Linked DNA regions of Homo sapiens: region 2 is linked to region 1. Evidence: read pairs that join two places in POLR2A ChIA-PET (ENCODE). Cell type or tissue: GM12878. All regions are shown on one strand. Links, peaks and the distances in the headings refer to the core of each region. The heading gives the core; the rest is flanking DNA. Region 1 overlaps GLG1 (golgi glycoprotein 1). Region 2 overlaps GLG1 (golgi glycoprotein 1).

Evidence for each region. Peaks named below come from ENCODE experiments on the same cell type or tissue, not always from the same donor. Only the 100,000 strongest peaks of a DNase experiment are listed, where the experiment ranks them.
Region 2: POLR2A ChIA-PET joins it to region 1 with 10 read pairs; 5 of 35 experiments call an interaction of 5 or more read pairs at or near these places.

What each region holds. Positions count from the first base shown.
Region 1 is chr16:74,571,623-74,588,802 of GRCh38, forward strand. All of the region lies in intron 1 of GLG1 (golgi glycoprotein 1), which reads right to left. Among named protein-coding and RNA genes, the nearest start is that of GLG1, 27 kb to the right of the region's middle. In GM12878, for the core only: no CTCF peak of the experiment used is centred there; DNase peaks (open chromatin) are centred at 6,589 and 9,449; H3K27ac peaks cover 3,416 bases.
Region 2 is chr16:74,450,250-74,462,599 of GRCh38, forward strand. GLG1 (golgi glycoprotein 1) reads right to left here. Exons shown (of 26, transcript NM_001145667.2): 21 at 12,239-12,350; 22 at 11,845-11,946; 23 at 9,433-9,540; 24 at 7,625-7,745; 25 at 6,400-6,506; 26 at 1-3,085. The coding sequence ends at 2,918. It also overlaps the pseudogene RNU6-237P. Among named protein-coding and RNA genes, the nearest start is that of CLEC18B, 35 kb to the left of the region's middle. RefSeq lists an enhancer at 11,866-12,350. In GM12878, for the core only: no CTCF peak of the experiment used is centred there; a DNase peak (open chromatin) is centred at 2,252.

The sequences.
Region 1 (17,180 bases), core at 5,067-13,066:
CAGCCTGGGCAACAGAGCAAGGCTCCATCTCAAAAAGGAAAAAAAAAAAAAAATTAGCCGGGCACAGTGGTGCACGCCTGTGGTCCCAGCTATTTGGGAGGCTGATGTGGGAAGATAGCCTAAGCCCAGAAGATCGAGGTGTGACTGCACCACTGCACTGAAGCCTGGGTGACAGAGACCCTGTCTCAAAAAATAAAAATAAAAATACTAAAAAGATTAGAAAACAAAATGAAAGTAACTAACAATAAAATGCAAAAGAAGTTTGGGGTGGTGTGTTCCCAGCATGTGATACTGTGGAATAGATACTTGGTCTCTGTGCCTGTTTCCTGACGCACAGATCTAACTAAAAGCCTTGGAGTCTCAGAAGAGATAACTGTCTTTTGCATGCTACTGAATGAATTGAATGGTGGTGTTGGGGGTGGTGGTGGCGCTTAAAAAGCTAATTTAGGATGGGGCTAGTCACTGGAAAAACCAAGGCATGATTGGAGGGTTGGGACTTTCAGGCCCACCCCCAATCTCCAGGGAGGGGAAAGGGGCTGAAGGTTAAGTTGATCACCAAAGGGCAATGATGCCTAAGTAATGAAGACTCCATAAAAACCCCAAAGGGGCTGGGCACGGTGGCTCGCACCTGTAATCCCAGCACTTGGGGAGGCCGAAATGGGTGGATCACCTGAGGTCAGGAGTTCAAGACAAGCCTGGCCAACACAGTGAAACCCCGTCTCTACCAAAGATATAAAATTTAGCTGGGCATGGTGACACCCACCTGTAATCCCAGCTACTCGCAAGGCTGAGGCAGGAGAGTCACTTGAACTTGGGAGGCGGAGGTTGCAGTGTGAGCCGAGATCGCACCACTGCCCTCCAGCCTGGGAAACAGAGTGAGACTCTGTCTCAAAAAAAAAACAAACAAAAAAAAAAAAACACAAAACACCCCAAAGGACTGGGTTCTGAGGTCTTCCAGATAACTGGACACAGGTTCCTGGAGAGTGGCCTGCCTGGAGAGGGCATAGAAGCTCCTTGCCCCTTCTCCCATACCTCGCCCTATGCACCTCTTCCAACTGGCTGTTCATCTGTGTCCTTCATAATATTCCTTAAAATACTTGTAAATAGAAGTGTTCCCTTGAGTTCTGTGACCTGCTCTAGCAAATTCACTGAACCCAAGGATAGTGAGGGGTGGGAGGGGGTGGTGCCTGTGGGAAGCCCAATTTATAGCAGGTTGGTCAGAAGCACAGGTCAAACCTGTGTTTGAAACTGGCATCTGAAGTGACGGGCTGTCTTATGGGAATGAGCTCTCAACCTGTGGGATCTGATGCTATTTCCAGGTATATAGTGTCAAGGATTGAGCTGAATTAGAGGACACTCAGTGGGTATACACTGCAGAATTATCTGCAGAATTGGTTGTTGGTGGGGGTAAAAAAATCCATACATCTGGTGCCAGAAGTGTTGAGTGACTATATTGAGAGTAGATAGTAGGAAAAACTCTTTGGTTTTTCACATATCCTCAGACCCAGAAATAGATAATTGACACATAAGCCCAGCAAAAATATCTTTTAAGAATAGGGTAGAATGAAGATATTTCTAGACAAAAAAACCCTGACAGTTGGCCCTCAGAAGATCTTTACTACAAGAAGTTCTGAAGAATGTATTGTAGGCAGATGAGAGATGCAAGAAGATACAGGGAGAAAAGAAAGTGCTAAATATCTGGGTAAATATATTTTTTTTAAAAATTGCTTTTTAAGTACAATAATAATCGTATCTTAAAGGATTCTGAAAATTTGATGCCAGTATCCACTCTCAGACATTCTGATTTAATTTGCCTGAAACATCTGGGTATTACTATATTAAAAATCACCCTAGATATAACTAGGGTTAGGAACCACTGACTTAAATTTTAAAACTTATACTTATATATCTAAAGCTGGCATGAATCCTCATCTTCCTTCCCCTTTTATTTATCTTGCCTTTTTTTTTTTTTTTTTTTTTTTAAATAGAGACAGGGTCTCACCCTGTTGCCCAGGCTCGACCTCCTGGGCTCAGCTTCCCCAGTAGCTGGGACTACAGTCGCACACTACTGAGCCTGGCTAATTAGCCCTCCTGGGTTCAAGTGATTTTCCCACCCTGGCCTCCCAAAGAGCTGGGATTACATGTGTGAGCCACCTGGCCCAGCCTATCTAGCGTCTTTTTTTTTTTTTTAAACGGGGTCTCACTCTGTCACCCAGACTGGAGTGCAGTGACGCAATCTCGGCTCACTGCAACCTCTGCCTCCCAGGCGAAAGTGATTCTCCCAGCTCAGCCTCCCAAGTAGCTGGGATTACAGGCGCACACCACTACACCCCACTAATTTTTTGTAGAGGCATGACTTCTCCATGTTGCCCAGGCTGTCTTGCCTCTTTTTAAGCTACTGACTCATGATTCTCCACGGAAGTAAGCAACATGCGTGTGCACGCGCACACATACACACATACACTTATTATCTCTGTAATACAAAGTAGCTCAGCCTAAAGATACTAAAGGTCTAAAGAACACTAAGCTTCTCAGCCTTTGGTGAAGATGAAGTGGAAAAAACAATTACTATGTAATTTCTAATTATTTCCCATCAACAGGATATGACTATTTAAATTCAGAGGGTGTTCACAGTTGCAAGCATCCAAGAAAATCTCAGCTAAAGCTAACGCTAAACAGGTTTTCTGGTTAATGTTCTTCTACGGTATATTCAGCAAAATATTATCTAATATAAAAGACCAGACTGCAGGCCATCTGTTAACAGTAACAGATAGGGATACTGCATTACTCAAAACTGACTATGTTAACTGTTCATTTTCCTAAACTGCTCTGTTGACTAGCTATGAAGGATGGTGCTTATCATCTAACTCAAAATGCAAATATCAGAATTAACCCCCAAAGCAAGCCTTTGAATGATGAAAGATTTCCAAAATAATAAATTTTGGCAACAAAATCAAAATAAAAAAGAGGTAGAATCTAGGTCAGTGCAGTGGCTCACGCCTGTAACCCCAGCACTTCGGGAGGCTGAGGAGGGAGGATCATTTGAGGCCAGGAGTTTGAGACCAACCTGGCCAACACGGTAAAATGCCATTTCTACTAAAAACACAAAAAATTAGCTGAGCATGGTGGTGCACACCTGTAGTCCCAGTTGCTTGAAAGGCTGAGACACAAGAATCTCTTGAACTCGGGAGGTGGAGGTTGCAGTGAGCCTAGATTGCACCACTGCACTCCAGCCTGGGTAAGAGAGCAAGACTCTGTCTCAAAAAAAAAAAAAAAAAAAAAAAAAAAAAAGACAGAGAGAGAGAGAGACAGGAGGAATCCATATAAAGAACAAGAAGCCGGGTGCAGTGGATCACGCCTGTAATCCTAGCACTTTGGGAGGCCGGGGGGGGGGGGGGGGCGGATCACGAGGTCAAGAGTTCAAGACCAGCCTGCTCAAGATGGTGAAATCTCACCTCTATTAAAAATACAAAAATTAGCTGGGCATGATGGTGGGTGCCTGTAATCCCAGCTACTCAGGAGGCTGAGGCAGGGAATTACTTGAACCTGGGAGGCAGAGGCTGTAGTGAGCTGAGATCACACCACTGCACTCCAGCCTAGGCCACAGAGCGAGACTCCATCTGAAAAAAAGAACAAAAAAACACTGCACCTAACAGTTAATACAAATGAGTAAACTGTCTGAATCACACACTGATTTTGAGATGCACCATTACTTTACGTACCACTAGGGGAGAAATATTCTACCAATCATATGATGTCATAAAATTTAAGATGCATTCTGATTTCAAAGATGTTAAGATGAAAAATTAACAGCATGTTTTAGAATCAATAAGACATCACAAATAACAAAATATTATGACCAGGTAACCAGAGGACTTTTGCTGGAAGCTAACTACCAATATTAGAACTCAACCAAACCAAACATACAACCAACTGTAACACCAAAATACAGCCTCAAAGATCTCTCGCTCTGTTTTTGTTTGTTTGTTTTTTTGAGACAGAGTCTCCCTCTGTCGCCCAGGCTGGAGTGCAGTGGCACAATCTCAGCTCACTGCAACCTCTGCCTCCCGGATTCAAGCAATTCTCCTGCCTCAGCTTCCGCAGTAGCTCGCTCTTTATTTTTATGCTGTAAATATAGATATCAATGAGAAAATATTGATTTCATAGAGAAGTGGCAATATATTCAAATTCATCACCAACAAAAAAGCAGTATCACGAAACCATATACAACCAACAGTAAGCATACAAGCACAGTGTGCTCTCATGCTCTCTCTCTCTCTCTCAAAATTCCAAACTAGCCAGGCGCGGTGGTTCACGCCAGTAATCCCAGCACTTTGGGAGGCCAAGGTGGCAGATCACCTGAGGTCAAGAGTTTGACACCAGTCTGGCCAATGTGGTGAAACCCTGTCTCTACTAAACATACAAAAATTAGCCAGGCATGGTAGAGGTTGCCTGTAATCCCAGCTACTCAGGAGGCTGAGGCAGAACTGCTTGAACCCGGGAGGTGAAGGCGGCGGTGAGCTGAGATAGCACCACTGCACTCCAGTCTGCGCGACAGAGCGAGACTCCTTCTCAAAAAAAAAAAAAGTTCAAACTATTTTAAGTCTGTGGTGTCATACATACACATTTGGCCCTGGTTAATAAAACTCCACACCAACTATTAAAGACTGACAAATTCCGTGAATTTCTATAAAAATGCAAGACATATAAAGAGAATACAGCCAAACATTTTTCTAACTTAAAATGACACCATGATTTGGATGGATCATAGACCATTTTAAATGAGTTGCATGTACATTATATATTATAGTCTAAGACACGTGTCAGCAAATTTTTTCAGTAAAGAGGCATACCATACTTATTTTAGGCTTTGCAGAACACATACAATCTCTTGTGGTCTCTATGGCATCCCCTTAATAACCTTTTAAAATTATAAAAACCATTCTTAACTCCAGAGCCATACTAAAACAGGTTGTGGGGCTGGATCTGTCCCTTGGACTACAGTTTGCCCACCTCTGGTCTGAGATATAAATGGGGCATAAATGAGTGCTTCATAAAATAAGGTTGCTGGAGAAATTAGAGAACAAATCTATTCTTTTTTAAGGTACAAAAATTGCTAAACAAAAAAATAATGAAGCCTGCTGAAGAAAAAATTTTTATTGTTTTCATTTTAAATATAATCTTTGAGTATACTTTCTTTACTCATGAATGAGATACTGAATTGAGTAGCTGAAGAAATATTTTTATTTTTACCTCTTGGAAGAAACCATGTACCCTGCATATAAATTCTAACCACTCCTAATTTTTTTTTTTTTTTTTTAGAGGCAGGGTGAATGTCACTCTGTCAGTCTCCCAGTGGCATGAACATAGCTCACTGCAGCCTCAACTTCTTGGGCTCAAACAATCCTCTTGCCTCAGCCTTCCAGGCAACTAGCACCATAGGTGCATGCCACCATGCCTGGCTAATTGTTTTTAATTTTCTGGTAGAAACAGGAGTCTCTCCATGTTGCCTAGGCTGGTCTCAAACTCCTGGGCTCAAGAGATCCTCCCACCTTGGCCTCCCAAAGTGCTGCAAATACAGGTGTAAGCCCACTTATTTTAAAAAATAGACATTGAGGACTGGGTGTGGTGGCTCCTGCCTGTAATCCCAGCACTTTGGGAGGCCACGGCGGGTGGATCACCCAAGGTCAGGAGTTCGAGATCAGGCTGGTCAACATGGTGAAACCCCATCTCTACTAAAAATACAATAATAAGCCAGGTGTGGTGGCAGGCACCTGTAATCCCAGCTACTCGGGAGGCTGAGACAGGAGAATCGCTTGAACTCAGGAGGCAGAAAGTGCAGTGAACAGCAATGGCACCATTGCACTCCACCCTGAGAAACAAGAGTGAAACTCCATCTCAAAAAAAAAAAAAAAAGAATCCCAAATACAATAATGAAAAACTATAAAACAGGAAGGGGTAAGTATTCTGACTTCACACGAAAACATTCTTTTTATTTTTATTTTTTTGGAGACATTGTCTCATTCTGTCACCCAGGATGGAGGGTAGTGGCATCATCATGGTTCACTGCAAGCTTGATCTCTTGAGCTCAAGCAATCCTGCTTCAGCCTCCTGAGTAACTGGGACCACAGGCACTACCAGCCACCATGACCGGTTAATTTTATTTTTATTTTTTGTAGAGATGAGGTTTCAGTATGTTACTTGGGCTGATCTCAAATTCCTGAGCTCAAGTGATTCTTCCACCTTGGCCTCCCAAAGTGCTGGGATTAAAAGTGTGCAGTGGCTCATGCCTGTAATCCCAGCACTCTGGGAGGCCAAGGTAGGAGGATTACTTGAGGCCAGGAGTTCAAGACCAGCCTGGACAGTAGAGAAAGACCTTGTCTCTCAAAAACAAAACCCATTCTAACAGCAATCATTTGGATTTGCTCCTTGTTCTCTGTTAAAACTAAAAGAATGAGTAAGACACAATTTTGGTTGTCTGAGGTATTTTGTTTGTTTTTGTTTAATTAGACCTAAGTTGCAATACATTTGATCTCTTTTTGAAAAACTGTTTATTATGAGTATGTGATGACTCATGACTGATGAATAAGACTGAAACAAGAAGGAAATGGACGAAAATTGATCTCATTAAAGTAGATAAAAGCTTTTTGTAGAACTCAGCCAACTAATGCCATCTCCTGCAGCTACTGCCTTGTCCAAATACTCTTTGTGGCACCGCACAGTCCATTTTATCCTCTAGCTTTGTAGGATGTCTTACTTTATGAAGTTCAATTTCAGAGTAAACTCTGTCAAGTGTGTTTTATGAAGACTAAATGTTGCTTGTAATAAGTCAACGGATAATGTCTAATTTTTTTAAAAAAATCAAGAGAACAGCTTACACATTCTATTTAAAAATTAGGTAAATAAGAGTAAAGAGCTAAAACAGTTGAAATTGCAGAGAACTAAGACTGACTGTAGTCCTTCATTATCAACCTGATAGCGCTCTGACTTAAAACTATGAAGATGCATTACTTGGTTTAAAGGGAGACGAAGAGATTAAATCCATGTGCCTGCCAGAACACAGGCCTCCTTAGAGTATAGGAGTATGTTCTGAAGGCTGAATGCACACACAAAAAAAGCTATCTGATGTAGATATATTGATTCTGTGGTTTTTTAAAATCTTCCCCAATACAATTAACATGCAGTATCATAAGTCATTCTGTGAAAACAAGATTTAGGATAAGGTTTTTGAAATAACTTTTTCTCCAAAATGACATGGTCTCACAAGGCATTTAAGTAATCTTTAACAAGATGAAAATAGGTAAATGTGTCCTGAGAATTCTGCATTTATGTCTGCATTTATTAAGAGCCAGCTCTTATTGATCCATATGAATGGGTTGGAATCCTGAACAACAAGGTTCAGGTTTGCCCTAGGAATGCTGAGTTGCAATAACGTACACAAGCTGAGAAGTTAAATTCATAAGTTGTTTTTAAAACTCAACCCAGGAGTTCCAGGCTGTAGTGAGCTATGATCGCGCCACTGCACTCCAGCCTGGGAGACACAGCAAGACCCTGTCTCTTAAAAATACAAACAACAACAACAAAAAAAACAGCCTGGGCAACATGGTGAGACCCCATCTCTACTAAAAACACAAAAATTAGCCAGGTGTGGTGGCATGCGCCTGTAGTCCCAGCTCCTGGGGTGGTGGAGGCTGAGACAGGAGGATCACCTGAGCCTTGGGAGGTAAAGGCTGCAGTGAGCCGTGATTGTGCCAGTGCACTCCAGGCTGGGTGACAAAATGAGAACTTGTCTCAAAACAAACAAACAAAAAACCCTTGGCCAGGCGCAGTGGCTCACGTCTGTAATCCCAGCACTTTGGGAGGCCGAAGTGGGTGGATCACCTGAGGTCAGGAGTTCGAGACCAGCCTGGCCAACATGGCAAAACCCCATCACTACTAAAAATACAAAAGTTAGCCAGGTGTAGTGGCACACACCTGTAGTCCCAGCTACTAGGGAGGCTGAGGCAGGAGAATGGCTTGAACCAGGGAGGCGGAGGTTGCAATGAGCTGAGATTGGGCCACTGCACTCCAGCATGGGTGACAGCAAGACTCAGTCTCAAAAACAAAAAACAAAACAAAACAAAAAACCCTCAAGAGATCTTCATATGAAGACCTTAGCATGGCCACGCACAGTGGCTCACGCCTGTAATCCCAGCACTTTGGGAGGCGAAGGCAGGTGGATCACAAGGTCAAGAGATAGAGACCATCCTGGCCAACATGGTGAAACCCCGTCTCTACTAAAAATACAAAAATTAGCTGGGCGTGGTGGCACGTGCCTGTAGTCCCAGCTACTCTGGAGGCTGAGGCAGGAGAATCGCTTGAACCTGGGAGGCAGAGGTTGCAGTGAGCCAAGATCCTGCCACTGCACTCCAGGCTGGGTGACAGAGTGAGACTCCGTCTCAAAAAAACAAACAAAAAACCTTAGGATAACTTTTCCAGAAGAGCTGAATCTCATGTTGCACCATTTTTTAAAACACAGGCCTAAATCCTAAAGGCTATTTATCAGGTATAAAAGATGCTAAATCAAAAAACCAAATTTTACGCCTGTGCAGTGGTTTATACCTGTAATCCCAGCACTTTGGGAGGCTGAGGTGGGAGGATTGCTTGAGCCCAGGAGTTTGAGACCAGCCTGAGCAACATGGCACAACCCCCATCTCTACAAAAAAAACTAAAAAAAAACCAAACAAAAAAACCAAGCCTGGTAGCATCTGCCTGTCGTCCCTGCTACTCAGGAGACCAAGATGGGAAGAGTGCTTGGGCCCAGGAGGTCAAGGCTGCAGTAAGCCATATTCACGCCATTACACTCCAGCATAGGAAACAGAGAGAGACCCTATTTCAAAAAGAAAAATTTTTTTTAAATTAACTCAAAATGGATCAAAGGCCTAAATGTAAGATCTAAAACTACAATATACTGTGAAGCAAGCATAGGAGAAAAGCTTCATGACATTGAATTTGCAATAATTTATTGGCTATGACACTAAAAGCACAGACAACAAAAGAAAATGATAAAGTAAACTACATCAAAGTTGAAGACGACCAAATCAATAGAGTGAAAAGGCAACCTATGAAAAGGAAGAAAATATTTGCAGGTCATCTATCTGATGAGAGGTTAATATTCAGAATATATAATAAACTCTTACAACTCAACAACAAAATACAAACAGCCTGATTAATAAGTGGGCAAGGATCACCTGAGGTCAGGAATTTGAGACCAGCCTGACCAACATGGTGAAACTCCATCTCTACTAAAAATACAAAAAATTAGTGCACCGTTGCACTCCAGCCTGGGCAACAGAGCGAGACTACGTCTCAAAAACAAACAAACAGAAAATAAGTGTTGGTGAGGATGTGAAGAAATTAGAACTCTCTGAACTGTTGGTGGGAATATAATATGATGCAGCTGCTGTGAAAAACAGTATGCCCTAACCTCAAAAACTTAAAAATAGAATTGCCATATGACCTAGTAATTCCACTACTGGGTATATACCAAAAAAAAGTGAACACAGGGTCTCAAAGAGATATTTGTATACCCACATTCACAGCAGCATTATTCACAAAAGCCAAAAGGTAGAAGCAATTCAAGTGTCCATTAACAGATGAACAGATAAACAAAATGCAGTGTATACGTATAATGGAATGTTATTCACCTTTAAAAAGGAAGGAAATTCTGATACACATGCCGCAACATGGATGAACCTTCAAGACATTAAAAGTGAAATAAGCCAGACATAAAAGGACAAATATCACGATTCCACTTACATGGAATACCTAGAGTAGTCAAATTCACAGAGATAAAAAATAGAATGGTGGTTGCCAGGGACTCTGGAATGGGAAGTTGTTATTTAATGATTATGGAGATTCAATGTAAGATTTAAAAAAAAAAAAAAAAAAGGCCAGGAGGTGCTTCATGCCTGTAATACCAGCACTTTGGGAGGCTGAGACTATCTAAAAGGGAGGACACTCCTGTTAACAAAGATCTTTCAAGATTAAGGAAACCCCAGCACCTCGGGATGTTGAGGCAGGCAGATCACCTGAGGTCAGGAGTTCGAGACCAGCCTGGCCAACATGGTGAAACCCCGTCTGTACTAAAAATACAAAAAATTAGCTGGGCTTGGTGGCGGGCGCCTGTAATCCCAGCTACTCGGGAGGCTGAGGCAGGACAATCGCTTGAACCTGGGAGGCAGAGGTCACAGTGAGTCGAGATAGCGTTACTGCACTCCAGCCCAGGCGACGGTGAGACTCCGTCTCAAAAAAACAAAACAAAACAAAACAAAAACAAATTCAAAGTACAAATCATGTTCTGTGACACCACATTGGCTTGAACCCTCTCCTCCTTCCTCTCTTGCGTAGCATTTTACATGCACCCTCTTCCTCTCCAGCATTTCCAATCTCTCACCCTCTCTACTGGTTCCCTGTTTCTTTGCCTTTAAAACAGATTTTCCTAGATAGTAAGATTGGGGTGAAAAATATTTTAATAAATAAAAAAATAGATCTCCATAATCTGTTTTTTTGTTTGTTTTTTGAGACAGACTTCCGCTCTTATTGCCCAGGGTGGAGTGCAATGGGGCAATCTCAGCTCACTGCAACCTCTGCCTCCCAGGTTCAAGTGATTCTCCTGCCTCAGCCTCCCAAGTAGCTGGGATTTTAGGCATGCGCCACCATGCCCAGCTAATTTTGTATTTTTAGTAGAGATGGGGTTTCATCACGTTGGTCAGGCTGGTCTTGAACTCCTGACCTCAGGTGATCTGCCTGCCTCAACATCCCAAGGTGCTGGGATTTCCTTAATCCTGAAAGATCTTTGTTAACAGGAATGTCCTCCCTTTTAGATAGTCTCACCTTCTCTTCACTATCAAACTTTTCGGTCAAAATCTGGGTTCTGCCGGGCGTGGGGGCTCACGCCTGTAATCCCAGCACTTTGGGAGGCCAAGGCAGGCGGATCACGAGGTCAGGAGATCAAGACCATCCTGGCTAACACAGTGAAACCCTGTCTCTACTAAAAATACAAAAATTAGCCGGGCGTGGTGGCGGGCGCCTATAGTCCCAGCTACTTGGGAGGCTGAGGCAGGAGAATGGTGTGAACCCGGGAGGTGGAGCTTGACAGTGAGCCGAGATCGCGCCACTGCACTCCAGCCTGGGTGACAAGAGTGAGACTCCTTCTCAAAAAAATAAATAAAATAAAATAAAATAAAATAAAATAAAATAAAATAAAATAAAAATCTGGGTTCTATAGAAGGTATTCTATCTCTTTTACCAGAAACCATGCTCTTTTCTCAGTCATTAACTTTAGCTGTGCTACTCTAGTTACCCAAGGGTTTACTACCTTTTAAATTTCTCTTTTCTTGACTCTCACAACTAAAATTTCCCTTTCCTTGGCTTCCACAACTAAACTCCTGTAAATCTTCTTGTAACTCCCAACCACTCCTCCTGTTACCTATAATTCCCTCCACAAGCCTCTTTCCAACCCTTCATCGCAAGCTGTCCCCAGGGCTCAGTCCTTGGAATCATAGTCTTCTATTTACACATTCTTTAAGAGGGCTTGGCCATTTTCATAGCCCCAACTATAGCCTTATAAGCAGGATGACTCTAAAATTTAGACTCAGTTCAAGAGTTAGTTCCAAGTTTATATCCTCTTACTGGAAACTGCCTGAAATGCCTAGCTGTCATTTCAAATTCAGCACAAATTACATATTTTTGGAGGTAGTGTAACAGTTAAACTTTGACTTTTTTGGGGGGTTGGGCGCAGAGTTTCGCTCTTGTCCCCCAAGCTGGAGTGCAATAGCGTGATCTTGGCTCACTGCAACCTCCATCTCCCGGGTTCAAGCAATTCTCATGCCTCAACTCCCTAGTAGCTGGGATTACAGGCGCACGCCACCACACCTGGCTAATTATGACATTTTTAGCAGAGGCAGGGTTTCACCATGTTGGCCAGGCTGGTCTTGAACTCCTGACCTCAAGTGATCCACCGGCCTCAGCCTCCCAAAGTGCTGGGATTACAGGAGTAAGCCACGGCACCCAGCCTAAACTTTGACTTCTCTTCACTTGGTTAAATTCTATCATTCCTTCAGCTCAATCATCATCTTCTCAGGGAGACATATCCAGACTCCAATTAGCCAATGTCCAAGCATCTCTCTTTCAAAGCTCTCACCATGGCTACGTCCTCCACTCGACCATGTCTTTTAGAAGGGGGAGCTGAGGGTATCATCATCACCACATTCCCAGCACCTACAATTAAGGTGCTGGCACACAGTAAATAATATTTACCCAAAATTTGTCAAACGAATGAACAAAAGCACTGTAAATTTTTCCTAGGTAAGAAGTCCCCATCAATCCCACTTCTATCTCCTTTGCTACTAGTCTCCTTTGGCCCAAGTCTGTTTTGAGGTCTCATTGTAACAGCAGCTTTCTCAGCGCCTTCAATTTTCCTCACTTCAATTCATAGTGCCCCGAGTAATTTCCTTAACTATTTCATCATGACATTCTCCTACCCAAGAATGTTTATAGACCTCCTAGTTCCCCCGAAAACAAAACTAAGTTAATATAGACATTTCAATAGACAGCCAGCTTTGACAAGAACAGTAATGCCAGCTGCTCAGGACCCTTCCCACTAGCCATGCACGGCTTCGAAAAACATTGACTGTTTTCTTTGACTCTCCTTTATTCTCCTTGCAGACAATAATATGAACTTGGAAATGTTACTATTAATTGCATCATAAATGCCTAACATTAATTAACGAAGTTTTGTTAGCAATACATTTATAAACCATCTCTTAGGGTATCTTTCTTACAAAGCATGATTAATATTATTTATAACACTCTTACCAATTAGTTTCAGTTTCACTTTAGAAACCTATCCTTAAATCCTAGGGAGCTAAGTAAGCTATGAAGAGGCAAAGGCATAAGAATGATATAATGAACTCTGGGGACTTGGGGTAGAGGGTGGGAAGCGGTTGAGGAATAAAAAAACCACACACTGGGGGCTGGGCACGGTGGCTCACACCTGTAATCCCAGCACTTCGGGAGGCTGAGGCGGGTGGTCACAAGGTCAAGAGATCGAGACTACCCTGGCCAACATGATGAAACCCCATCTCTACTAAAAATACAAAAATTAGCTGGGTGTGGTGGTGCGCGCCTGTAGTCCCAGCTACTTGGGAGGCTGAGGCAGGAGAATCTATTGAATCTGGGAGGCAGAGGTTGCAGTGAGCTGAGATTGTGCCACTGCACTCCAGCCTGGCGACAGAGCGAGACTTGTAAAAACAAACAAACAACAAAAAAACCCCTACACACTGGGTACAGTGTACAATGCTCGAGTAATGGGTGGACCAAAATCTCAGAAATCACCACTAAAGAAAGAACTTATTCATGTAACCAAACACCACATGTTCCCCAAAAATCTATTGAAATAAAAAAAATTTTTAAAACCCTATCTTTAAATCGCAGATTCAAAAACTCTAAGTAAAATTGACCAGGCACAGTGAGTGACTCATGTCTGTAATCCCAGCACTGTGGAAGGCCAAGGCAGGCAGATCACCTGAGCTCAGGAGTTCAAGACTGGTCTGGCCAACATGGTGAAACCCCATCTCTACTAAAAATACAAAAAATTACCTGGGCGTGGTGGCACACACCTGTAGTCCCAGCTACTCGGGAGACTGAGGCACGAGAATCACTTGAACCCAGGAGGTGGAGGCTGCAGTGATCTGAGATTACAGCAGTGCACTGCAGCCTGGGCAACAGAGCGAGACTCTGTCTCAAAAAAACAAAAAAGAGGCCGGGCCTGGTGGCTCACGCCTATAATCCCAGCACTTTGGGAAGCTGAGATGGGCGGATCATGAGGTCATGAGATTGAGACCATCCTGGCTAACAGGGTGAAACCTCGTCTGTACTAAAACTACAAAAAAAATTAGCCGGGCATGGTAGTGTGCGCCTGTAGTCCCAGCTACTCAGGAGGCTGAGGCAGGAGAATGGCGTGAACTCAGGAGGCAGAGCTTGCAGTGAGCCAAGATCACGCTACTGTACTCCAGCCTGGGTGACAGAGCCTGAGACTCCGTCTCAAAAAAAAAAAAAAAAAAGGCCTCTAAGTAAAATTATGACAAATAAAGTTTAGTTATCTAAAGTAAGATTTGGCCGGATGAGGTGGCTCATGCCTGTAATCTCAACACTTTGGGAGGCCAAGGTGGGTAGACCACTTGAGGTCAGGAGTTCAAGACCAGCCTGGCCATTATGATAAAACCCTGTTCCTACTGAAAATACAAAAATTAGCCAGGTGTAGTGGCGGGTGCCTGTAATCCCAGCTACTTGGGGGGCCGAAGCAGGAGAACTGCTTGAACTCGGGAGGCAAAGGCTGTAGTGAGCCGAGATCACACCACTGCACTCTAGCCTGGACAACAGAGCAAGACTCTGTATCGGAAAAAAAAAAAAAAAACAAGAACAGGTGGTAAACAGGGTGAATCCTATGGTAAGTGAATTTCATCTCAATGAGTTAGAAAGAGCTGATAAGGAAAAAAACAAAAACAAAAACAAAGGCAAGGCCCTAGGAAACGAATGGAACCACAAGATAAAAGGAACCTGGGTCTCTGGATCACCAGATGACTGCATCACAGTCCCCCACAACTTCTCTTGTGTTCAACCACTGATATTTTTGGGTTTTTTATGGAAGTTAGTTTTGTCCTAATTAGCACATGAACTGAAAGGAAATCTTTTATCTTGTACACTGGTAAAGGGCTTATTATTAGCTCAACTCAATTACAAGACAAGTTGACCACCTTGACACACAATGAAATTATATCATGCTTAAATATTTTTCCATTGGGCAATGGAAAGATAATTTTTTTTTTGAGACAGGGTCTCGCTCTGTCACCCAAGCTGGAGTGCAGTGGCACAATCATAACTCACTGCAGCCTCAATCTCCTCAGCTCAAACAATCCTCTCACCTCAGCCTCCAGAGCAGCTGGGACTACAGGAGCCTGCCACCACGCCTGGCTAATTTTTTTGTTTTAATAAAGTCAGAACTTTGGATCAAAATACACACACATTTGTAATTCTAATTTTTTTTTTTTTGAAATGTAGTCTCGCTATTGTTGCCCAGGCTAGAGTGCAGTGGCGTGATCTCAGCTAACTGCAACCTCCACTTCCTGGGTTCAAGCAATTCTGCCTCAGCCTACCAAGTAGCTGGGATTACAGCCTCCCACCACCACACCCTGCTAATTTTTGTATTATCAGTAGAGATGGGGTTTCACCATGTTCGTCAGTCTGGTCTCAACTCCTGACCTCAGGTGATCTGCCTGCCTCAGCCTACCAAAGTGCTGAGATTATAGGCGTGAGCCACCGCACCTGGCCTCATTAATCTCTCTTTCTAACAAATTCTCCCCATTCCTTCCCACATTTAATATGTCAGAAGTTAAAATCCAAGAAGTAATGATTTCTACTTCCACTCATGAGGATTAACTACTATGGAAACTATCTCCCTTACTCCCATTGTGAACGAGACACAATATATGACGTAACCTTCAGTCACTGGACAACAGGCAGCATTAACTATGATCCCTGAGAGAAGGCAACAAACCAGGTGAGCCGATGATTACCTAGCTTACTGTATGGAAGTGGCTTCCCGGCTGCAACACAGGGAGAGGGAACCCAAACAGAATTGGATAGTCTTGCTGAAAAGAGGAGAGAAATTAAACTTTAGGGTATCTAAAGCAGCTAGAATTTGAAAGATTTGAATAGTGGAACCAAGAAAGAGTGAGAATAAAGAGTTCTGTACTGAGAATGGTCACAGGAGATTTGTGGAGGGATCCCCTTGAATCTAATAAACAATTACCACACTTGTAAAGCAGGAATATGACTAATAACAAAACTTAATCAATAGAAAAAGATCAAGAAATGACAGACATGATGGAATTAGCACATGAGGACCTCAAACAGCTATTACGGCTGGGCACGGTGGCTCACGCCTGTAATCCCAGCATTTCGGGAGGCCGAAGTGGGCGATCACGAGGTCAAGAGATCAAGACCATCCTGGCCAACACAGTGAAACCCCGTCTCCACTAAAAATACAAAAATTAGCTGGGCATTGTGGCACGTGCCTGTAGTCCGGAGGCTGAGGCAGGAGAATCACTTGAACCTGGGAGGCGGAGGTTGCAGTGAGCTGAGACTACACCACTGCACTCCAGCCTGGCGACACAGTGAGACTCCGCTTCAAAAAAGAAAAAAACAGCTATTGCAAGTACACTAAAGGGTGTAAAGAAAAACATGAACATAATGGATAATCGAATATATAAATAAAACACCCAAATCAAACGTCTATAGGTGAAATATACTTAAAATACAAATTCACTGGATGGTATTAATAGCTGACTGAAAACTACAAAAGAAAACATCAGTGAACCTGAAGATCAGCAATAGCAATTATCCAAAATGAAACACAGAGAGAAAAAAAACAGGGGGAGCGTTGGTGGGGGGATTAAAAACAGAGCCCACTTGTGGGACAATAGCAATCAATTTAACCTACATAAGATTAGAGCCCAGGAGAGAAAGAGGGACAAAAAAACTGTCTGAAGAAATAGTGGGCAAATAGTATGTGATCAAATATTTGTTGATGGATTTAAATAAAAATGGTAGGGGCATAAAAATATAAAAAAAATAGCATGAAAATATGTTATCTATGTAAATGTGAAAAATAACAGAGAAGCAATGTGGTAACATGGAAAGACAGAGGCTTTGAATTTTAAAAGATTTGAATTTAAGCTTTTTGGATTTGAATTTAAGCTCTGTTTCTTTCTTTCTTTTTTTTTGAGACAGGGTCTCACTCTGATGTCCAGGTTACCCATTCTGTTGCCACTGCAGCCTCGACTTCCCAGGCTCAGGTGATGCTCCCACCTCAGCCTCACAAGTAGCCAGGACTACAGGCTCTCACCACCACACTGACTAATTTTTGTATGTTTTGTAGAGATGAGGTTTCGCCATGTTGCCCAGGCTGATCTCAAACTCCTAGGCTCAGGAAATCCACCCGCCTTAGCCTCCCAAAGTGCTCGGATTACAGACATGAGCCACCACACTTGGCCTGTTCTTAACATTATGTGACTTGGGCAAATAAAAATCTATCTGATTCGTGGTTTTTCACCTGTAAAATAAGTCTCATATCTGTC
Region 2 (12,350 bases), core at 1-8,000, 130 kb before region 1:
ACATCCACAGAAGGGTCATTGTTTCTTTTCTTGACCATTTCTCAGCCAGTTGACTGACCTATAAGGCCAGGAACCAGGGGTGCCCCAGGCCCTGTTTTGTTTTGCCAAATGAGGGACTTAATGAGTGCGGCCAGTTCAGACTTTGCTGGCCTTGGCACTTAGAAAAACTTGCTCGGGGCCCTGCCTGGGGCTCTCAAGAGCCAGTCATTGGAAAATGCTCCAAGTAAGATGATGAAAGACATTCTTGTAATAAGTAATTGAAGATACTGGCAGAGCTAACTTTTCTATTCTGACCATTTATAAAGATGACAAATGTTTTGGCCAGGCAGGGTGGCTCACACCTGTAATCCCAGCACTTTGGGAAGCTGAGGCGGGTGGATCATGAGATCAGGAGTTCAAGACCAGCCTGGCCAAGATGGTGAAACCCCATCTCTACTAAAAATACAAAAATAAGCCAGGCGTGGTGGCGGGTGCCTGGAATCCCAGCTACTCAGGAGGCTGAGGCAGAGAATTGCTTGAACCCAGGAGGTGGAGGTTGCAGGGAGCTGAGATCGCGCCACTGCACTGCAGCCTGGGCAACAGAGAGATACTCTGTCTCAAAAAAAAAAAAAAAGACAGATGTTTCAAGAACCAAATTCCTCATCAAACTTCCAAATCTGCAGACAACGAATGGGATTTTCTCTCAATTCAGAAAGAACAGAAATATCAACACAATTAGAACTATAAGGGTGTTTACGCATACTGGGAAGGAGACTGCAGAGAGGAAGGATACCCCACCCGGTCAAACAGTGAACATCCATCCTACCTGCAAACCACACCAGGCACGTCCGTAGGCACCTCCATGTACATGACATTCCTGGCTCTTGATATTAGGCCTCAGCGGCCCCCAGCCCCCAGGGGAACCTGCAGAGACTCTCGGGCCGCTCACTCCGGCTGGCAGTGGCGGGAGGCAGTGTGTGCTGCTCGCACCCTGCGTTTCCAGTTTTAGGAGACTGAAGCATCCCAGACAGCTGTTGACAATCAGGAAGACCCTACAAGCAGGACCGAGGGGACTAAGCAGCTTAGCAGCTTCCCTTGGTGACTTGGCAGGGGGACAATCAGTTGGCTTCTGGAACCCACTGCCTCCAGGAAGGGCAGCAAATAGAAAAAAAAGAAAGAAAACCACAGTATTCAAATATATGTCAGTCAGGTTAGACAAGGAGTAACTTGGATCAACTGATCCACAAACTGACACGCCTTGTACTGAACACCCTTCAGGGAAGACATGTGTCGCTCCGGTCCTGCAGTGCACGTGGACTGTGCAGAGCAGAGGCAAGAGTGGGGGGCGCCGAGGGCAGGCCTTGGTCTACATGGACAGTTTTAGGCACGTGATTTATAATACTTTGTGGACATCTAACAGGTTAATAAAATATATATTACATAAATGTCTCTCCTACTGTACACACTGCTCTCTTGTGCAGCCACTGTGATCTCATGCCCCAAACTCAACCAAAGGAGTGCCACGCTGAACCATGATGCCCGGACCCCTCCCTCTCACACCCAGACTTGTCATCTCCACACTGGAGGAATGAGGCGGGATGGCCAAGAATATTGCTTCTATAAAGCCCATATTCTGCAAAGGTTGATGAATCGCCAAAATACAACATTTAGCCAATGCCTACTAGAGTGGGTACACGCAGCAAATGGACAGAAAGAAAAAAAACAGAGCAAATCCTCCATCTTTTAATGTGATAACTTTCCACACCCTCTCCACGTAGAGGCACAAAGGAGCTTGTCTGGGAAGTTTGTCTGGAGTGTGCAGAAAGGTCAGGCTGGACTGCCTGTCACATCCTGAGACCACACTAAACCTTTATAAGCCATTGTCTCTGACCTGTATTGTAGCCTGAAAAATAAAGCAAAGTGAGTCAAACCTCTGGCTCCCACTTCCTGACCCACTGCTCCCCACACCCATCTTCAAGGACCCCTCCCGCCACAGTCCTGCCTCCTGATGAAGCGCAGAGCTTCCAGAGTGACTGTAGCCTCAGCAGGGCCGGTCCAGACATGGCTGAGTCCTGTGCTGCCCTGGAGGAGGAAGGTTCCTGGGATCCTGCTGCCCCGGGACTCAGGATCCAGCCTCTCAGTGCAGATGGATGGACTGTTCAACTTCACAAACTTCCGGTCCCTTCCCCTCCCCAGCTGCCCTTGTCTAGGAAGGCTCATGCTTTGCTTCAATGAAGCGAGGAGACCACAGAAATACCCATGGCTGTGGGGCTGTGACCAGCAGTGGCTGATTAGGGTGGAAACTGGAAAGCGTCACTGTCTCAGCAGAAGAAAGCAGGACCCCACACAGCCTGGGGAACGGCTGCCCACCCACGCCTCGGTGAAGACCACGGCCCTGGCGAGGCCCCAAGGTGCTTCTGAGAGATGAACGAGACACCTCAGTCATGGCACACTGGGTGGTGTGCTTCCCCTCCAAGTCCTGTCTTTGTTTTACACAGTCATATGAAAGACATAACCCCATTGCCCAAATCAAGCCTGGAGGAGATGCGTTACTATATACATTTTTTTCTTTAAAAAAATTTTTTTTTTTGGTGGTTTTCTTAAAAAAGCCTTTGAGTTGCAGGTCAGGTGAGTTGGTTCTGGAAGTACCGGAAGTTCTGTTGGTATGAGAGAGACTTGTCTACAGGCAGGTAAACCCAAGTTTGCCAAACAAAGGCAGTAACCCCAGCGACCAGCTGCTGCTGCTGCACGGTGAGGAGGAGGAGGACACCATGGACACGAGTGGAGGCTGGATGGGACAACGCAGTGGACATCTGCTAATGCTCTAACACGGGGTTGGTGTCACTTCTGAGAAGAGCGAGGTGAGTGGGGATGCTATACAAGAGGGCTGTACAAACTGGGCACTGGATAGGTAGTTCCTTTGGTGGTCAAGGTGGCTCTACCTGTCCTTGAGCTCTCGTGTCACTCGCTTGGTGATCCGTCCACACATCAGGCCAATCAGGAACAATATACAGATGCTCCCACTGATCACAGAGAGAATGTAGTTCTTAGATGGAGACGTCATTACTTGCATGGCAAGATCAGAGAAGCCATCTGCTGGGGCCACCTAGAATGACACAAGGCAATGTGATTCTCTGAGAGAGCACTGGGCTGGTGGCAGTGCTAGGTCTAACTTATCCCTCTCAGTTCCTAGTTTAATTTATGTCTTTTCTTTTGGAGAGGGAGGGCAGGAGATAAGAAAAATCAACACAGAGCTACAACTCTTTTTCCTGATCATAAAACTATACACACGTCTACTGCACAAAATTAGAAATACAGAAAGAGACAAAGTGGTGCAGTCACCCACAATTCCATCACAGTGATCACCACTAACACCAGGACACTGAAGATGTGTCGGGCCCTGGACGAAGGGCTCCCCCTGCCCTCACTCATTTAGCACTCACACCAAGCCTAGCAAGCAGATTTCACCACTCCCATACTCTGGATGGAGAATCAGTGCCCAGGGGTGAGTGTGGTTAAATGACTTCTATAAGGCCATGGGTTCTTCTATCTTTTGGTTTATGCTCTTTAAATGCGTTTGCTGCCTTTCTTTAAAAAACAAAGATAAAAGTTGACATCGTTTTACATATTCTATATTTTGTAAATTCTATTTTTTTTTTTTTTTGAGACAAAGTCTTACTGTTACCCAGGCATTGTGCAGTGGCATGATGTCAGCTCACCACAACCTCTACCTCTCAGGTTTAAGCGATTCTCCTCCCTCACCCACATGAGTAGCTGGGACTACAGGTGCACGCCACCATGCACAGCTAATTTTTTTGGTATTTTTAGTAGAGACGGGGTTTCACTGTGTTGGGCAGGCTGGTCTTGAACTCCTGACCTCGTGATCCGCCCACCTCGGCCTCCCAAAGTGCTGGGATTACAGGCATGAGCCACTGCGCCCGGCCTTGTAAATTCTATATTATTTCTAAATTTTATATTTTGGCTTTTTTTTCATTGAGTTGGGGTCTCGCGCTGTTGCCCAGGTTGGTGTACAGTGGTGCGATCACAGCTCACTACAACCTCAAACTCCTGAGCTCAAGGGATCCTCCTACCTCAGCCTCCTGAGTAGCTGAGACTACAAGTGCACCACCATGCCTGGCTAATTAAAAAATTTTTTTTGGCCAGGCATGGTGGCTCACGCCTGTAATCCCAGCACTTTGGGAGGCTGAGATGGTGGACCATGAAGTCAGGAGTTCAAGACCAGCCTGGCCAACATGGTGAAACCCTGTCTCTACTAAAAATACAAAAGTTAGCTGGGCGTGGTGGCGCTCGCCTGCAATCCCAGCTACTGGGGAGGCTGAGGCAGGATAATTGCTTGAACCCGGGAGGCGGAGGTTGCAGTGTGCCAAGACTGCACTACTGGACTCCAGCCTGGGCAACAGGACGAGAATCCGTCCCCAAAAAAAAAAAAAAAAAAAAAAAAAAAAAAAAAATTTTTTTTTTTGTTAGAGATGGGGTCTCCCTATGTTGCCCAAGCTGGTCTCGAACTCCTGGGCTCAAGTGATCCTCCTGCCTCGGTCTCCCAAGGTGCTGGGATTATAGGTGTGAGCCACTGCACCCAGCCTGTATTTTGACTTTTTTCATTCACCATTATATCATAAGCATTTCCCACATCAAAAACAATGTGCAGGCCGAGACCAGCCTGGACAACATAGCCAAGACCTTGTCTCCACAAAAAATTATAAAATTAGCTGGGTGTGGTGGCGTGCACCTGTGGTCCCAGCTACTCAAGGAGGATCACTTGAGCCCAGGAGTTCGAGGCTGCAGTGAGCCATGTTCACACCACTGCACCGCAAACAAGACTTATATTGACAGAATATATTTAACCGCCCTCCACTTGTGGACATTTATAATTTAACCTCAGCTATCTTTCATCCTCAGTTTTCCACTGCTTTCCCTAACGGACCTTGATGGTAGCCTGCTATGGCAGAATCAGGACCAAAAGGGTCCCCAGGTGCACATGTCCCCATTCTTTTGCATCCCAGCCTGGCTGCTGAGATGGTGTGGCCCAGAGGCATCTGGGCTGTTTCTATGCTCATATCACGTACACAGAACAGAGTAGGGAGGCGTGAGATGAATGAGATTTGAGCTCCAATAGTTGCCAACACAAAACAAGCCGTGAATTACTCTGAGTCACTCTGAAGCAATAATACACAGCTCAAAGGACTGGACACAATGAGGCAGAATGAAGTAACGCAGCATCTCCTGCTGCCGCTTCCCTGAGCCACCGGCTTTAAAGGCAACTTTCTTCCCTTGGCAGAAGGGTGAGGAGAGTGTTGACTACTGTGACAGACAGGAGCCCTCCCTTGTACCTTCCTGCTGTCGACCTATGAAGACTTTCTCTGATTGTTCCTCTTGACTTGTTACCCTTGACTTGGAAGTAAAAGGGTGATAAAATTGGCCAGGAAGGAGGGGTGGTCCTGGGATTACTCTCTTGATCTTAGGCCACTGCAGATGTCTATCCCAATATGAGTCAATACAAAAGCATGGCTCTAAAAACCAGAGGGACTCTGGGCAAGTCGTGACCTCTGAAGTCAGTTTCCTTCACTGTAAAGTGACGAAACAGTCATTATACTTACCTCACAGGGTTTCAAAGTTCAAATCAGGCAATACGTCCACCAAAGCGTTATGTAAACTACAAAGCAATGTATGCACGAGAAGAACTGTTATTCTTCTCACTGAGGCTGAACCTCTGTAGGAAAAATTACCCCTAGCCCAAGTCTACCTGGGTATCATACACATTCATGAGTGTCCTACAGTCTTTCTTCATCCCCTTCTTCTCCATGTTCCAGACCAGATGAGTACTGGCCTCAAATATGTATTTTTCTCCTAAAGACTGTAAAATGATAAAAGCAAGCTTCATCATAGGCGAGGCTGGATTTCTTTCTTTTGCCATGGGTGTGACATCTCTTTTGTCTTTGGGTGACTCACTTTTCAGCGGTGAACAGTGGGCGAAATGAGAAAGGAGGGCCCTGGCAAAGCCTTGCAGACAGCCCGATGCACAGGGAGACGGCTCCAGGCTCACGGGCAGCCAAGGAATTCTAAAAGCACACTGACCATGTTTACTGTTTTTTAGTAGAGACGGGGTTTCACCGTGTTGGCCAGGTTGGTCTCGATCTCCTGACCTCGTGATCTGCCTGCCTCGGCCTCCCAAAACGCTGAGATTACAGGCGCGAGCCACCGCGCCCGGCCCTGACCACGTTTTCAAACGCACTTATTGCTAGTCTCACAATAAGGACAAGACCAGTGCGATATCTAAAAGAGGCTGGACAGCCACAGCGAGGAGAGTGGCATGGCCTTTGCTCAAGGATGACATGCAAATTGGTGAAGTGTTCCATATTTTTTTGTTTTTTTAAAAAAGGAGATTCTCTTGGTCATTACCTTTGCTGCGTAACTCCACATCTCAATCCGGTCATTGAGGCGCTTTTTGCACTCGGGCTGTAACCTCACCCGCTTATCCTCCAGTGCTTCCATGAGACAGGACATTTCTGTGGGAGGAAATGAATAATAAGAAGAACCTGAAACTGTACAGAATAGAGAAATTTCTGTAAAGATGAGGAAGAGGGTGCACAACCACCAGAGAATTCAGATCTGCAGGCTCAACAAAGTTAAATACATACTAGGAAACTTGATCCAGGATCCAACAATGGAGAGAAATGATATGTAACCTCCAGGGTTGGCGTCCGAAGCCTCTCTTAAAACCTCCTTATTTTTAGAGCCAGGTGTGGTGGCAAACACCTGTAATCCCAGATACTTGGGAAGCTGAGGCAGGAGGATCCCTTGAGCCCACGACTTTGAGACTACATTATAGTAAGACCTTGTTTCAAAAAATTAAAACGAAAACAGGCTGGGCATAGTGGCTTATGCCTGTAATCCCAGCACTTTGGGAGGCCGAGGTGGGTGGATCACTTGAAGTCAGGAGTTTGAGACTAGCCTGGCCAACATGGCAAAACCCTGTCTGTACTTAAAAAATACAAAAATGAGCCAGGCATGGTGGTGGGTGCCTGTAGTCTCAGTTACTCAGGAGGTTAAGGTGGGAAAATCACTTGAACCCAGGAGGCGGAGGTTGCAGTGAGCTGAGATCATGCCACCACACTCCAGCCTGGGTGACAGAGTGAGACTCTGTCTCAAAAAAATAAATAAAAATACAAACAAACAACTTCTATTAGTTTTATTGGGTATACGTGGCTCAAAAAGAACTCTCACACTTGCCTTGGCTCCCTCCTCACACAGAACCTGTCTACTGAGTCCACTGTCGTCACCGGGGAAGTGTGTGAAGCTGGCTTCTAGTTTCGGCACCAGGAAAAGGACCATGATGATGACTTTAACTTCTGCTTCCCTAATAAATACCTCAATTCTCCCTGTTCATCAAATCTTTAGCTCCAGTCATGACAAGGCCAGTTCAAACTCGCAGGCTTATTCCTAAATTCATGATGCCATAAAGGTCTAGTTTTGGCATCACCCAGGTCCCCAGGGAATGTTGTCTATGACTGGGCTACAACTACAGACCATACAGACCACAGTAGCTGCAACTGATGTCTAAGAGGGAGTCTTTGCTCTTCCCAAGAGAGTTCAGACAGGATCAAGAGTGAACACAGAGACTTACGACGCCCGCGGCCAGGGGTGATGGCTGCGCAGTGGTGTTTAATGTCCAGGGCACAAGCAGTATGAAGTACCGGGTCAACAAAGATGTCTGCTTTGCTTTCCTTCAGCATGTTTAGCACTTCCTGGAAAGGGAGGGTCATTGCAGACAGAGCTTTTGAAGGGGAAATGCATCAGATCTGTTGTCTGTAAATACTTCATATACTAATAAAAAAGGGGGGAAGTTGAGGGCTAACAACAGAGACCACTTTGGGACAGGTTGCAAGGTGGTGATGATGTACAGAATGCAGAATTTAATTGAGTAACTAACTACTTTTAGGGATACAAAACTGTGTGTTGGAAAAAAGCAGGGGACTGTAAGTGACTGTAAGATCAGATTTGTGTTTTTGGCATTCCCGTATGTCATGTCGTATCATTTTAAAATACCTAAACGTTAATATTTTTATTGGTGTGATACAATTACTGTGTTACTTTAAGAAATATGAAAACGTGAAATCTTAAAATCAGAGTAATATGCTATATTAAAATTCTCAATCGGGACTGGGGGTGGTGGCTTATGCCTGTAATCCCAGCACTTTGGGAGGCCGAGGTAGGAGTCTGAGACCCGTGTGGGTAACACAGCAAGACCCCCATCTCTATAGAAAATTATTTAAAAAAAAATTAGCTGGGCATAATCGTGTGCCCTGTGGTCCTAGCCACCTGGGAGGTTGAGGTGGGAGGACTGCTTGAGCCCAGTTTGAGGTCCAGTGAGCTATGACTGCACCACTGCACTCCATCCTGGGAGACAAAGTGTGACCCTATCTCAAAGAAAAACAAAAACAAAAAAATACCAATTAGATAAAGGCACATTTGTTTACAAAATGTTCTACTTTACCTCTGTTGTCCTCAGAAAGAAAAACAGAAAGGACAGGGCATAACATCTACTACAAGAGCAATTCTTATTTGTGTTTACAGATGTCCTGAATGAGAGGAATATCAACATGATGGAACTGAAATCAACTCTGCAGATTCTCCATTTATACATAAGGGAACTATGGGAGGTAAAGATAGGCCAGAAATGTTTCCATAAATAAAAGTTAGTATGCTCCAGACAAGACTCTAGTCCCTATAAAACAACAGTAAGAGAAATAAAAACCAAAAACCAAAGGCCAAATAATATTCTAAAATCCTCCCCAAAGTTATATGGGATCATGTGATGATAAAAGAGGCAAAGGAAAATATACGGATCTAGCTTTCCACATTTTTAACAGACGAAAAAATGTGCACACAATGTTCTCAATTATTCAATAATGACATCAGTGAAATTCTTTTTTAAAAGGTTAATTTTGGCTGGGCGCGGTGGCTCACACCTGTAATCCCAGCACTTTGGAAGGCCGAGGCGGGTGGATCACGAGGTCAGGAGATCAAGACCATTCTGGCTAACACAGTGAACCCCCGTCTCTACTAAAAATACAGAAAATTAGTCAGGCGTGGTGGCGGGCGCCTATAGTCCCAGCTACTTGGGAGGCTGAGGCAGGAGAATGGCGTGAACCCGGGAGGCAGAGGTTGCAGTGAGATCACGCCACTGCGCTCCAGCCTGGGCAACAGAGCGAGACTCCGTCTCAAAGAAAAGAAAAGAATATTCACATTATAGGAGATGAGCAGTCAAAATCAAATGAAAGTTTGGTAAGAAGGAACAGCAAGAAAAGAGTGCTGGGCAGAAGGTTGAGATTTTTGGTTTTATTACCAAGGTAGGCAGACTACAGCATTAAAAGGAAGAAGAGAAAAAAAAAAAAAGAAATGAAGTGAGGAAAAGAAGGTGACGGTGGTTACCTTTTTACACAATTCTGTTTTGATCTTGAGCAGGTTGACCTTGAGGCACTCCTCCACCTGACCTGTCTGCTCTTGGGCTGCTGCTTCTTCAGCACATAGACTGGAGATCTGTTCAGGAGACACAAAAAACAAAGCTACCCCACTGAGCACAGAAATGAACTGACAGTTTCTTCTTTTTTTTTTTTATTTTTTGAAACAGAGCCAAGCTCTGTCACCCAGGCTGCAGTGCAGTGGTGCGATCTCGGCTCACTGCAACCTCTGCCTCCTAGGTTCAAGTGATTCTCCTGCCTCAGCCTCTTGAGTAGCTGGGACTACAGGCGCGTGCTACCATGCCTGGCTGATTTTTTTTTTTTTTTTTAGACAGAGTCTTGCTCTTGTTGCCCAGGCTGAAGTACAATGGCACGATCTCGGCTCACCGCAACCTCTGCCTCTCATGTTCAAGTGATTCTCCTGCCTCAGCCTCCTGAGTAGCTGGAATTACAGGTATGTACCACCATGCCCAGCTAATTTTGTACTTTTAGTAGAGACAGAGTTTCTCCATGTTAGTCAGGCTGGTCTCGAACTTCTGATCTCAGGTGATTGCCCACCTTGGCTTCCCAAAGGGCTGGGATTACAGGGCATGAGCCACCGCAACTGGCCTGATTTTTGTATTTCTAGTAGAGATGGGGTTTCGCCATGTTGGCCAGGCTGGTCTTGAACTCCTGACCTCAGGTGATCCTCCTACCTTGGCCTCCCAAAGTGCTGGGATTATAGGCATGAGCCACCACACCCGGCCTGAACTGACAGTTTCAAAAGCAGATGAGTCCGGTGATTCCAATCAGCTCTGGACACCGCAGGATCTGTGCCCCCTCTTCACTGGCCTACTGCTGTTTTACAAGCCAGGGGCAGTAGCACTGCTATCACCAGAACCCTTGGTCTCTAAACATGTCAGTTTGATGATCGTCCCACACCTGTGCCAGGGCTCATCACAAACAGTTTCCTGGGGGTTTCGTGCCCCTCCTCCTATATTGGATGCCAGGCTTCATTCTTCACAAGGACTGGCACACAGAGTGGAAAATCAATAAATGTCATATCTTTACACTGTAAACACTGAGACTTGAGTCAGATCTCAGGACTTGTCAAAAAGAAGGCTGCTACTTGATTCCACAGGAGCAAGGTTATATATAACCAAATCAAATACGAAAAGCAAACGCTTGACATTCACATAGGTTCAGGGTCAAACCAGACTCTCAACTTGAAAGTGTGCACACGCGCGTACCCGCACACACACGCACACATACACAGGAGTTGAGAAACACAGCCCACAGCAAAGACAAAAATATTAAGTTTCTTTGGACAGTTTTATGAGTGAGCTTTTTTGTAACAGCTTTTGTTATGAGCTCCTGAAATTAACATATGTTGAACACGCTCTCCACAAGGCCTTTTCTAGCTAAGAAGTCCAATAATCTCCAAAGATGGGCACTTCCTTACGGCCATTATAGAATTACTTTTTTTTTTTTTTTTTGAGATGGAACCTCGCTCTGTCGCCCAGGCTGGAGTGCAGCGGTGCAATCTCGGCTCACTGCAAGCTCTGCCTCCTGGGTTCATGCCATTCTCCTGCCTTAGCCTCCCGGGTAGCTGGGACTACAGGTATACGCCACCGGGCCGGGCTAATGTTTTTTTTTTTTAGTAGAGCTGGGATTTCACTGTGTTAGCCAGGATGGTCTCAATCTCCTGACCTCATGATCTGCCCGCCTCAGCCTCCCTAAGTGATGGGATTACAGGGGTGAACCACCTCGCCCGGGCTTTTTTTTTTTTTTTTTTTTTTGAGACAGAGTCTTCCTCTGTCGCCCAGGCTGGGGTGCAGTGGCATGATCTCAGCTCACTGCAACCTCCGCCTCCCGGGTTCAAGTGATTCTCCTGCCTCAGCCTCCTGAGTAGCTGAGATTACTGGTGCACGCCACCACGCCTGGCTAATTTTTTGTATTTTTAGTAGAGACAGATTTCTCCATGTTAGCCAGGCTGGTCTTGAACTCCTGACCTCAGATGATCCACCCTCCTTGGCCTCCCAAAGTGTTGGGATTACAGGCGTGAGCCACCGTGCCCAGCTGAAAGCACTTTTATCTTTCTGGCAGGTCTTGGGTTTACCATCCAGAATAAGAAGAAGGGAAGAACAAATTTACAGAGAGCTATAATGAAAGAACACCCTTGTTCAACAGAGAAATATGGAACAACGCTTTAGAGTGTCAGGACTAATGCCAAGTTGAATTCAGTGTTACAAAGAACAGGAATGCAGACCATGGAGAGCCTAGAAGATGGCCTTCAATTCACCAGATCATTCACGGCTGAAGGGAGAGAAAGTAAACAACTTTTCTCCAGTGGAAACTTCTCTGAGCAGCTCTGTGCGTAACCAGTTTTGCACGCAAATCCCACCTCGTCTGAGCAGTGCAGCTGGAGCTGAGGATCCAGGCGGTAGTCCAGGGCGGACTCCTGGATAATGATTCGGATCTGGTCTTCACAGTCTGAAGACAGGCGCTGCATGTGACAAAGGGAGGATACATGGGCTGATCAGAAAACGAAGCTTTTCTACAAAAGCAGGACATGAAAAAAAAAACAAACAACAACAACCACAAGAACAAGAAAAAAACAAAAAGAACAAGAAAAAACAAAATGCCTGCTTTTGATCTGGCCCCTTAGCCCCCCAGGTTCGGGAAGATATGAAAAAGGTCTTGGGAAAACGGGAGCAAGCTAGGGATTTCAAAAGAGAAAATTCCCAGGGACAGAGGCTCCATAAATACACCTTTGTGGAGAGCCCAGGCCAGTTTACCTGGTCAGCATATCTCAGCTTCAGGCAAGAGATGACTTGTCCTTCTAATTCTGAATCATCCTTGGCCTTAGTCAGGATACCGTGACAGAATTTAGGAATGTCAGCTTTACAG